Linked DNA regions of Homo sapiens: region 2 is linked to region 1. The links are chromatin loops, found by intact Hi-C in ENCODE. Cell type or tissue: GM12878. All regions are shown on one strand. Each heading gives the region's core, and the rest is flanking DNA. Links, peaks and the distances in the headings are about the cores only.

Region 1 (6,300 bases), core at 2,209-4,708:
TTTTTCTAAAGTGCCCTACTCAGAATCTCTTGCCTTTCTCTTTCCTTCACCCTGGCCATCTCCTCTTTCCCTGGTTAACTCCTACGAGGTCTCCAAGCCTTCCTTTGCTCCCCTTGGCCAGCCTCACTCCATCTTATTGGAATCACCTCTTTCTTTGTCTGCATCCTTACTAGTCTATGAGCTCTCCTAAGGGAAGGGATTAGGTCTTATTCATCTCCCTCTCTCCCACTCTGCACCATACCTGTGAGTAGAGGGTAGACAATAGTTAAATGAATAATTGAGCGAAGACATGAGTTGTCAGGATCAAGGAAACTCTTGAGCCAGGAGATGAATCAAGCCATCGGTGACTTTAAGAGACAAACAGAGGTCAACAGCTAAGGGAGTTGAGAAAATGGAGGTGCCAAGCAATTGAAGATAGATAGTCCAGGTTCTAGATCTAATGATTCTGGGATCCTGGCAGTGCTTTTCACCCTGTGGGTACGGTGAGATTTTCTTGAGCTGGGATCCTGAAAAGAGCCAGCCATTAATCCCATATAAAAATAAGGTCTGTCCAAAACCATTACAAAGGTATTTGAAAACTCAAGACATCAGGGGGGAAAACAGGCCTGAAATCCACCAATAATCTGAGATTTTGTAGCTTGTCCAGGTTGGAAGTGACCCTCTGGCTCACCTATGAGTCTTGGATATACAAATGATGCCACACATATACTCTACATAACATATGTCCCCGAGGAATGTACAAGACTGTATATTTCATGGAGTCAAGACCCCACTGCTATGCTAATTGTAGTATTTGTGCATAACTTTCCATATCTGTCTTCATGCTTCCCAAATTGCCCATTTATAACTCTTAATGCAAATGCCATTTTTAAAATCAATTCTTTCCTCTGTTAATTTAAAGACTTCAACAAATGTCAAGACAATACAGGCAATTCCAACCAAACAGCAGTTGGCAAGAGCCAAGATTTATGCTCTGTTTATATCATATTGAAATGCAACAATACCAGAAAGGAAAAAGAAAAAAGAACAAGCAAGAGACAAATCCACAAGGCTTTAGTGAATCATTTTGTCATCAAACAATACATTGAGACAGGGATCAGGACAAAATTTCGAGCTTAAACTTGTACTTCTCCACCGAGTACAACCAGGGTACCATGTGGTATAGCAGAGAGACAATCTAGAATCCTTACATATAGTGTTATTCATTCATTGAACTCTTATAAAATTTGATTGAGCACTTTCTGAGTATCAGATTCTGCTGGGTGCTTGAGATTCCTAAGTAAATGACACCATTGTCCATTGGGGGAACAGCATCCAGTAGGGTGCTTAAGACCACTAGATTCTAGCTGTGTTGCCACCATGCTTGGAAAAGGTTGACAGAAGTAACCCATTCAACACACTTCTTGGAGCCAAAGGAGCACTTTTTTTTTTTTTTTTTTTTTTGAGGTGGAGTCTTGCTCTGTCGCCCAGGCTGGAGCGCAGTGGCACAATCTCTGCTCACTGCAACTTCCGCCTCCCAAGTTCAAGCTATTCTTCTACCTCAGCCTCCCAGGTAGCTAGGACTACAGGCATGCGCCACTATGCCCGGCTAATTTTTTTTTTTTTTTTTTGTATTTTTAGTACAGATGGGGTTTCACCATGCTGGCCAGGCTGACCTCAAACTCCTGACCTCAAGTAATCTGCCCGCCTTAGCCTCCCAAAGTGCTGGGATTACAGACATGAGCCACTGCACCCGGCCTGGAGCACTTTCAGTAGTTACTACATTTGTTTAAGGTAAAGTATGGATGCGAGGAACTAGACCCAAAATTACAGTGACCTAAGCAATCAGAGCTTTTTTTCTCTCACCTACGTGGAGGCAGGCAGGCCAGGATTGGGATGGTGCCCTATGGAGTCAGTCTCCTTCTATGTTGCTATACTCTGTATATGCCTCCATTTCCAAGGTGGCTGGTCCTGTGCTAGTGGAAGAGAAAATCGGAGTGTTTTCCAGGAATTTTACAGGCCACTTTCACTTTTATCAGGCTGGACCCATAGCACATGGCTTTGCATAGCTACACAGGACTGTGGGAAAATGCACAGTATTAAGGTTACCCTTGCGTCAGCCAGAATTCTGTAACTATGGAAGAGGAGGCATGGATATTGGGGGTATTCACAGCCTACACAGGTCTCTTCCGTCCTTCATCACTGGATAACTGGACTCAGTTTACCCATCTTGAATCTTCCTTTTCTTATCCATAAAACAGTAGGTCCAAGTAGATGGATTCAAGGGCACCTCTCACTCCCAAAAACTATGAAGTGAAAGAACACACCCATGAAAATAAATGAATAACATCTTGGGATTGTTTAAAGTATACAAAATGAACACCACTTTACCGCTTGTTAAAAACACAGAGCACTCATCCATGCCAGTGAATATTATTAGTTCTTGGTCATTGGAATCAAAATTTCCCTGACCGCACCGTCTTTGCAGCATTTTGACTGAAGTTTTCCCTGGTTCATTCATTTTCGGTACTGGCTTTATCACCTTAAGTGACAGAAGCATTTTGTGCCTTTCTGTGTCTTTCTTGAATTTCAAAACTGTTCTCATCAAAAGTTGGCATTGCCTTTTTCCAGGGAAACCCAGCCGAACCAGAGAATAACCTAATCAGCAGGTTTCAGAGGAAATTAAAGTCGGATCACTGCCTACCGCACCCCATCCAGCTGCAACGAGACATGCCTTATCAATGTTTCTTTTTTAATGTTCAGACATGTTACGTTAAGCCAGCTTATGCAGGGAAAGAATTTACTGATTAGTTCCTGATTTGCTCCATAATTGGTTATGGCAATGGCTTCCACTATGCTAGCTAAATAAAAAATAATTTTTAAAAAAAGCTTACAGGTAATTTGTTGCAAGGCATTTGACAAAGGTACAGGTCCCATCACACAAGAATCATAGTTAAACTTAATGATGACTCCATCTAAAGTTTTTATTTATAGCTAATGCAAACGTTTAAAAAATGTACAGACATTAATTATTAGCAGGGTTTTTTTAAGCCGAAAGTAAGAGTTGAATAAACGTACTTTAAGACACTTAAAGCAGAGGCATTCTTTATAAAATGACTAGCTAAAGAGTCCCTTGGGTTGCCTTTTAACGGCTTTCAAAGCTCTAATAGCACTTTTTCCACCAAAGACACACCCCTTGAATCCTCTGAGAGATACAATAGCATAATTGTTCTTTTAGGTTTCAAGGCCTTGACATATCTGTCAGGGAAAGAATAGTGAATAATAATACCAGAACTATTTTATGCAAATTCCACTTAGAGGTTTCAAGATTTCCCTGAGACGGATCTTGCCCTCTTGTTGACACTTGCATTGTCACATCAGCTTTACATAAGAAAGTGGTGAGAGTTTGCCTTTTGTTAAATAATTCTCATTTTAAAAAAATCTTTAGATAAAGTTAAAAAACAAATACAAAAACAATGAGATGGAAACATCAATTTGGAGATGTATCAAAGGGAAAAACAGTATTCACTGGAATGATTTTTGCCCCCTGCAGCTAATCACTTTGCCAATGAAATTCTTTTTTAACTTAAACCATGATGGCATAAAAGGGATGTTTATGAAGATGCAATCTATGCAAACACACATGTTACATGACCCAGCACACAGGCCACATGGATGTATTTTCCAAAGGCCCGAGTTCTTCATTCACCTTCCTCCCGATGAAAGGTGCTTACAGCAATCACATCTCTACAGCACATCGATTAATACAGTTAATCCAAAAAGCAACCCATTAGTCTTGGAAGCAGATCACAGGGTCAAATAGCAAAAAGAAAATACATAATGTTAGTGCTAAAAGACACCTGTGAGCTCATCAACGCCTACAGCCCTCCAGCAATTGAGAAAATCCTTATTAGGCTATCAAAATACAAATCACAAATAAGGTTCATTTCCTCCAAAACAAAGGACAAGAAAACTCCACTCATGTAGAAAGGAGTCCAAATGATTAGCAACTTGGCTGCCCATGAAGAGAGATCATCCCACATTATACATTCATTCACCCATGCATTCATTGACTCATTTATGCTTCAAATCTTTACTGGCCACCCTCTATGGTGCTAGATCTACAATTGGGTTCTGGAAATTCAAACATGTATTAGACATATTCCCTGTTCTCCAGGACTCATAATCCAGTGAGACACATAAATAAATGAATATGTGTCCAAGCCAAGGAATGCCTGGAACCACCAGAAGCTGGAAGACATTGGGGAGGACTCTTCTCCCACAGCATTTGAAGGGAGTGCAGTCTTGTGGGCATCCAGATAGTCTATTAGGTTGGTGCAAAAATAATTATGGTTTTGCCACTACTTTTGCACCAACCTTATAGTCTAGGCTGATCTGAGTGATTCACTGTAGCTAATAGAAGACAACAGATGTGACCATGTGTGACTTCAAGAACAAACAAACATAATAGCAAACACATTGCTTCCACTTTGTTCACTATAGAACAGTCATGCTTGGAGCCCAGAGTGGCCATGTGAGAAGCCTCAATATCCTTAGGCAGCCACGCTGTGAGGAAGCCCAGGCCACATGAAGAGGCTGTGTGTATGTTATCTCATCAACAACCCCAGGTACCAGGGATGTGAATGAAGATGCTACCAGATGATTCCAGACCTGGGCCTTTGAGTCACCACTGCTGCTTGAGTCTCCCTGGCTGAGGCCTCAGAGATCCTGTGCCATGGGAGATTGGCCTAGCTGGTCTCCTTTTCCAAATTCTTAACCAACAGAATGTGTGAACATCATAAAATGGTGGCTGTAAACTGCTAAGTTTAAAGGTCCAATGGGCTGAAAGTGTCCCCCTCAAAATTCATGTATTGAAATTCCAACCCCCAAGGTGTTGGTATTTGAAAGTGGGGCCTTTAGGAAATGATTAGGTCAAGAGCATGGAGCCGCATGAATGAGATCAGTGCCCTGAATAAAGGGACCCTGGAGAGCTCTGTAGCCCTCTTTCCCACATGTGAGACTATAATGAGAAGACGGCAGTCCGCACACCAAAGGAGAGCCCTCACTAGAACTGGCCCATGCTGGCACCTTGATCTTGAATTTCCAGCCTCCACAACTATGAGAAATAAATATCTGTTTTTTATAAGCCACCAGTCCATAGTGTTTTGTCATAGCAGTGCAATCTGACTAATGTGAGGGATGACTTGTACACACCGATAGTAACTGGAACATCGGCAGCAGAGGTTGGGCAGAGGTGTGTCTCTGGCTCTCCTGGGTGAGTCAGCACAGAGTTGCTCACTGCCGCCTCTTGAAAAGGTCACCTCCTCCTACTCTATTCAGCTGAATCTCAAGGCCAAGGTGAGAGAAACACAGTCACATTCCACGAGTGCAAAATAAAGGGCATTGACTCAAAGCAAGCAGTGCCCTGGAGGGCAGCTAAGTATGGTGCAGAGTGGTGATTTCGGTCTCAGAGAGACCTACAGATCTGTATCCAAGTCGCGCCTACATGTGTCTAGTTTCCCTGGCTGTGTGACCTTGGGTATGCAACTCAACTTCTCTGAACTGCAGTTTCCTCATCTGTACAGTGAGGGGGTAATTACTGTCATGACACAATCTAATGCAGGTCTGGGGTCTGGTCTTGTATGTAATTGTCTCTCAATAAATGGTGGCTATTCCCATTCTCAATATTTTTCAGCGTGGCCCATTATACATACACCCTAAACATCTGATGTTGAACATTGCACAGTGGATGTGAGATTCTGTTTCATCCTCACCTGGATGGGAGAAAACCACATTTGAGCCAGGAAGAGGAGAGACCTGCAAGCTCATGTATCAATTTAGTATCTCCCCTGGGGGGACCAAGAGGCTTAATGTTTGTAAAGTACTTTGAGATCCTGAAAGCAAAGACTTTATACAAATGTGAGATAATCATGATAATTAAACCACTGTTATTGAATACAGCGAGGCCTTATTGTTCCCTCATCCTGCAGTGAGCAAACTCCTGGCGGACTCTGTAGCACACTGAAGAGATAATTTGCTAAATCATATACCACTGCCCTGAAAGCCTCACCCACCTACAGCCAGGGACAGGCTCATACCCAACAATACCACTAATAGCAGACCCCTCTTGGTACAGGACTTTATAGTTTACAAAGCAGCTTCAGATAGCTTCTCCCACTCAGTGTCTGCAGGACAAGGAAGGATGGAAATAGGGAAAATTATACCCGCTTGATAGATGGGGAACTTGGAGAACAGATTTGTCTAAGGTCCCACAGCAAGGAAGGTTAGAGAATCTAAAATCTGGAAAACACGTTCCACATT
Region 2 (6,300 bases), core at 2,499-4,998, 210 kb after region 1:
AAGCCACAGAGCGGGAGCTTGGATGTCAAGGTTTGGGAACTAAAAATACGAAGTGAATCTGCAGTGGGCAGATGCAGAGGCCGTTGCTCCCGTGGACGGTGTGCTGCCCCCCACCAGAACCTTCCAGAGGAAAGGGGGTGCCCCATGCCTATCATCCATGGAGGCGCCGAGGCCGTGTGGGACACGCTTTTCCATGCTGGAGTCTTCACTGTGCTTCCTTCAGGAGCTGGAGGAAAAAGACGCGGAGTGTCCTTTGGAACTTCACTGAGTGTCCTTTGGAACTTCACTGAGTGTCCTGTCCACTCAGTGAAGGTGACCCAGGCCCCCCTCATTGGAGGGTCCACACATGGTCCCAGGAGGAGCCTTTGCCGCCCGGCTCCAGGGATGACTCAGGGAGCGCTTTTCCCGTTTTAGCTGCTGCCATGTGTCATCTGATGTGACTAACGTTTCTCCTTGTGATGAGTCACCCAGCCAAGCACAGGAAGACGTGCCTTCAGAAATGCAGGGTTTGAAAGAAGATCCGCTAGGTGGCATGGGCAGGGTGGGGGACGCTCTTCAGCAGCACTTCATTCCCTTTTCAAGGGCCCCTCAACCAACGTCAAGGTCCCTCTGAGTTGTTGGAGGGTGGGCTGGTGGTTCCTGTGACCATGGCCCCCAGGCTGTTTTGGGGAAGCTGGCAGGGGGAACATAGTAGAGTGTGTTCATGAAGGGAGCCAGATATTATGTGTGGGTCCTTTTTCTTAATATTGATAACTTGCAAAGATGTTGACTTCACAAGTAGACCTTAGATTCAGCAAACCCAAAATACTACAGTAGGAAAGACACTGGCTTTTTGTAGATTTCAGAATGTTCAAGGTTGTGGCCTTGGGAATCGGTGCATTCAAACTCTTGCTTTCTAGATGATGAAACCCTGATTCTCAAAACTGCATAAGGTATCCCACCTCCGAGCTTCCACTGCAGTCCTTATCAATGCATTAATGCAGTCCTACTGTCATTGAGGTAGTGTATTATTTCGTTCTCACACTGCTGTAAAGGACTGCCTGAGACTGGGTAATTTATAAAGGAAAGAGGTTTAAATGACTCACAGTTCTGTATGGCTGGGGAGGCCTCAGGAAACTTACAGTGGTCGTGGAAGGGGAAGCAAACACGTCCTTCTCCACAAGATGGCAGGAAGAAGTGCTGAGCAAAAGCAGGGAAAGCCCCTTATGAAACCATCACATCTTGTGAGAAGTCACTCACTGTCATGAGAACAGCAGCATGGGGTGACCTCTCCCATGATTCAGTTACCTCCCACCAGGTCCCTCCCATGACACATGTGGATTATGGAAACTACAATTCAAGATGACATTTGGGTTGGGACACAGCCAAACCATATCAGAAGAATGCCCCTCCAAAGATGTCCACGTCCCAATCCCTCAAACCTGTGACTATGTTACCTTAGATGGCAAAGGGAACTTTGTAGATGTGAGTAAGTTAAGGATGTTGAGATGGGAACATGATTCCAGATTATCTGGATGGCTTGATGTAATTACAGTGGTCCTTATAAGAGGGAGGCAGGGGTGTCAGACTGAAGGGACAAGAGGTGATAAAATAAACAGAGGTCATAGTGATGAAGGGCCATGAGCCAAGGAATATGGGCAGCCTCTAGAAGCTGGAAAAGACAAATAAGTGGATTCTCTCCTAGAACCTCCGGAGAGGAACACAGTCCCATTCTGGATTTCTGACCTGCAGAACAGTGAGATAAATTCACGTTGTTTCAAGCCACTAAGAAGGTGATGATTTGTTATAATGGCAACAGAAAACTCATACAGTCCGTTTCTCTGAATTATCAGTTTCTTCCATGAGGCTGAGAGCAAAGTTGAAAGCAAGAGCTGTGCCGCATTTGTATCTGTGACTGCAGATCTTGTAGGCTTGGCTCATAGTAGACGTTCAGTTAACATGCATGAGCCCACACGACCCTTAAAGGGAAGATGACTGTCCCTGAAGCCACATCCTGCTTCCTTCATCACCATTGTGTAGAATCGACCCTTAGTGTTTGGGAAAGGAGCCAGAGAACAGAGATTACACTCAACCCAGTCCTACCTCTATGTCATAATTTTGGCTGCAAATCACTGAATATTTCCCAATATGCCAGGAACAGAGCAAAGTTATTTCTCTGACTTAATTTAATCCTCACAAAACCACTATGTATGGTAGGTTTACTATGATTCCTATTTTTCAGTGTGAGAATGAGGCTTGGAGAGAAAAAGAGTAAGTAAAATGAAATAAAACCTTGCAGTTCCACCTGACTCTGAAGTCCTTGCTTCTAACCCCTGTGCTGTGCTCATCCTCTTTGAACTTCTGTTCCTAACCTGGTATTACAGAGATTAACACCCATCTGAAAGAGTGTGAGAGAACACATTTATTCATTCATTAGTTCAAGAAGTTCTACGGGGTATCAGCCTGATTCCAGACACCGGCACTGGGGAATATAGCGGCGAACAAAGTGAGCCCCTGTCCTGAGGAAGTGAGAAGAGAGACATCCTATGCAAATAACAAATGTATCATATAAAATAGCATCAGCTAAAGGCTATGAAGAACATTTTTAACTAAATAAAATAATGTTATAGAAGTTAACCTTCTGCCCAACACATAGTAGGTGCATGAAAAAATGTTTGCTGAGTTTCTGAATGGGCATAAGGGATACTGAATAGATTCCCTCACTCTGAAACATCTACTGTCCCCTGGTGCCAGGCCAGGTGGGCTGGGGGTGGACATCCAATGGGACCCTTGTCCTTAGAAGCAGATACTGAGCCAGAATCTTTGGTGTGATGACAGTACTGCACCAATGGCAATTAACTTATGCCTAACCCCACAAAGCCAGAGACAACACTGTTAATAACACTGCCTTCCTCTTCCCAGGGCTCTTCTCCGTGATTCAGCCTCTCATCCTCCAGTCTGTCTCAGCAGTGATTTTTGATCCCCAAACCAAGCCAAATCCATTTTATTTTTCATTATTCAAGGAAAAGCCACTGATATGGTTTGGGTTTGTGCCCACCCAAATCTCAGCTTGAATTGAAATCCCCATGATCCCCACATGTTGTGAGAGGGGCCCAGTGGGAGGTAATTGAATCATGAGGGTGGTTGCCCCATGCTGTTCTCATGATAGTGAGTGAGTGAGTCCCATGAGATCTGATGGTTTTACGTGTCTGGTATTTCCCCTGCTTGCCCTCACTCCGTCCTGCTGCCCTGTGAGGAAGGTACCTGCTTCCCCTTTACCTTCCGCCGTGATTGTCAGTTTCCTGAGGTCTCCCCAGCAATGCAGAACTGCGAGTCCATTAAACCTCTTTCCTTTATAAATTACCCAGTCTTCGACATTTCCTTATACCAATGTGAGAATGGACTAACACAACCACAAATTCACATATCTACACAACCAGGCACTGTGAAGGAGGTCAGAGGTAGAGGGCCTCAGAGAGGTGAGAACAGTGGCAAACTTATTTCTTCCCCAAGAGAAGTCAGTAGATTGTTTTCCTACGTGTCCAGCCTTTTTAAATGTTGGCAATTTGAAGCATCAGCCACAACAACTTGCCCCATGCAGGGTAATACTTAGGGGCCCAAAGTGCCTCCCTGTACTTGCCCCAGGAGCACCCAATACGTGGTAGATTATAGTGATGATGGTAGTAACAACAGTAATAATCACTGCAGTGATACAAAGCGTGTAAACCTGCCCGCAGGGTTTTAAGCCTTTCACAGTCTATGAGTTGCAGGTGTGCCCTCTCGTGGTTATAATTGTCCCTATTTTCAAGATGAGGAGACAGAGCTGCAGAGGGGTTAAGTCAGCTTCCTTAAAGCTTCACAGACAGGAGCAGCTGGTCTGGATTCGAATCCTGGTGGTTGGCTTCCTCGCCCAAGTCTCTAACCTGGGCATCCTCCTGCCTCTCAGAGAGAGGCTAAGTAGAGGTGCACTGATGGCTGCATGAAGTCTGAGAGAGCCAACTCGACTTGACACAGATGCTCAGGCTAGCCCTGACTGCTGGGTCAAGGTCAAGGATCTCCAGGGATGAAAGTCTCTGGTCCCTGGCGTATGCGACCTCCAGTCTCCTTATCAGGCATGCCGGGGACTGTTCAAGCCCCTATCGACTTTGCTTAATGCCTCACCCATTAGTTTTATTCAGAGCCCTTTATGTGTTTGAAAATATTCCTCTTCATTATTCATATTGTGCCACAAGAATGATATATTTGAAGAAATCATCATGAATAAAGTGGCCAATTTAGCAGTGAGATTTACTAGGAAAATACTCAGTAAAAAATAGTCAGCCACCACAGTTTCTGGGAGAGAAAAAAAATGCTGTTTGGGCCTTCGTAGTTATGGAACAATGCTCATAGCTGCGGGATCCTATTCAATAATGTTTCCTATAGCAATTCTCAGACAAAGAAAGAAAAAATTATTTTTAATAATGATAAAAGGGGAAAGAAAGTGGCTTCAATTCTAATCAAACCTCTCGTTACAGAAAAAAGAAATTATCCTCTTTCCCCCTATCGTTCTAAAATAGTTTGGGGGAGGGTAAACATGTGTGTACATTAAAAATAGAATTGCTAATAATCTTGCAAGTAAATGTTCTGGGTTTGGGAGGCCAGATGGCAGGGCAGTAAGAGCTAGAGTCAGAAGCTCGTCTCTACTCAACTCTCATTAGTTCTGCAGTCCAGGAGAAGGGTAGTTAGTTGGCATGACTGAGCCTCCACCTCATCGTCCTTAAAATGGGGTTAATTTTGTACCTAACAGAGAGGACCAGTGTCTCAAAATTCATGTTCTCCCTTTCTTTCAGTTGCATTGGCACTGGGAAGGTGCTGGTAAACCAGCTCACTGAAAACAAACAAAACAAAAACCTTGATGTGTAGCCTTTGTTAAATGCTGTGGTGTAAATACTCTCACCGTGGCTGGTGTTTAGCTTCCCACGACATCCTTGGACGTGGCGCTGGACAGAAATGCACAGAGTCGGCTCTTGATCCCTGGCAGGGAGCAGTGCCTATGCAGGACTAAAGGAGCTGCCCAACCCCAGTCCATGTTTCCCAGCACCCTTCTGCCCAGGTTTCAAGGTGTGGTCATTGATTTTCCTCACTGATCTTTGTTAATTTCAGTGCAAGCTTTTAGAAAACGCGGTTGCCTCTTCCCTGCCCACTCTCACCTTTCTGATGGAGCCACGCAAGGGGAGAAGCCTGAGTCCCTGAATCACTGTATGGAGGAAGCTGTCCCTGGGCACAGACACCCACATGAAACTCTTAGGTGATTTGAAAATATCCTTTTGGGGTCTTTTCTAGCATTACTCTAATGAATGAACCAGCATATGGGATGTTAATAAGAGTGCTTATCTCATAGGATTCTTTGAAAAGCACTTAGCTCAGTGCCAGGCACCCAGGGACACTAAATGTCCTCCCTATTATAGAAGTGCAACAGAAATAGAATAATTAGACTTCTACATTATTATACAGAGAGAAACCTTCTACGTTCCTCAAATACAGATACACTACCGTTAGGGGATACCTATTTATTCATTAAGCACACTTATTGAACATCTACTATTTGTAAACTTATATAAGTCATCTTTTCCTTCGACGAGGCACCTGAACTCCACTGGGGAGAGAAGCCATGTACGTCAGTGGCTATCTGTGTATAAGGCAGAATGGGATGAGTGCCCAGTGAAATCTATAGTGAGCACTGAGTAGTTTCCAGGCACAGGGTAAGCACGGACACCTTGCATAAGTACTTACACTAAGGGCAGGTTTTATTATTATCCCCATTTTACAGATAAAGAAACTGAGTCTCGGAAAAGTCAGAACTGGGATTTGAACCAAGGCAACCTGACTCCAGATCCCACACTCCTACGCAGTGCATGGAACCACTCCCTGCAGTAGTTCAAGGAAAGTGCAGGGGTTACCAACAGACGGGGCTTTTGAGAAGGTCCCTGAAGGAGAGGTGGGCCAGGTCATGTGAAGCCAAGGGCAGAGCTGGTCCAGGCCACCGGAATTTGGAAAGAAAGTGGGTTCCTGAATATGGCGGGCCCCACATGCCTGGTTAAAGAGTTTGGGCTTAGCTCCAAAAATCAAAAAACTTGAAAATAAATTCAAAAACCAGACAGGGCTTGGATTATTCGGCTTCTTCCCTGCAAATGACTACCTGGCTTTAACTCCAAGTCGGAGCTATTTCACTCATTAGCTCAGATTCCATACACTAGCAGTTTCTCTCCAGAACTCAGATTTATTTAAGTTCACCATTAAAATGCAAGCTGGAATCTACTCTAACATCTCCATAGCAATGAA

The links. Peaks named below come from ENCODE experiments on the same cell type or tissue, not always from the same donor. Only the 100,000 strongest peaks of a DNase experiment are listed, where the experiment ranks them.
Region 2: it touches region 1 in a loop (2.6-fold over the local background); 1 of 110 quality-filtered maps calls a loop at or near these places.

Annotation. Positions count from the first base shown.
Region 1 is chr14:97,379,749-97,386,048 of GRCh38, reverse strand. No RefSeq gene overlaps it. Among named protein-coding and RNA genes, the nearest start is that of LINC02325, 76 kb to the left of the region's middle. In GM12878, for the core only: no CTCF peak of the experiment used is centred there; a DNase peak (open chromatin) is centred at 3,239; H3K27ac peaks cover 1,196 bases.
Region 2 is chr14:97,174,667-97,180,966 of GRCh38, reverse strand. No RefSeq gene overlaps it. Among named protein-coding and RNA genes, the nearest start is that of LINC02304, 23 kb to the right of the region's middle. RefSeq lists enhancers at 321-615, 21-1,220. In GM12878, for the core only: a CTCF peak has its summit at 3,765 (motif pointing left); a DNase peak (open chromatin) is centred at 3,349.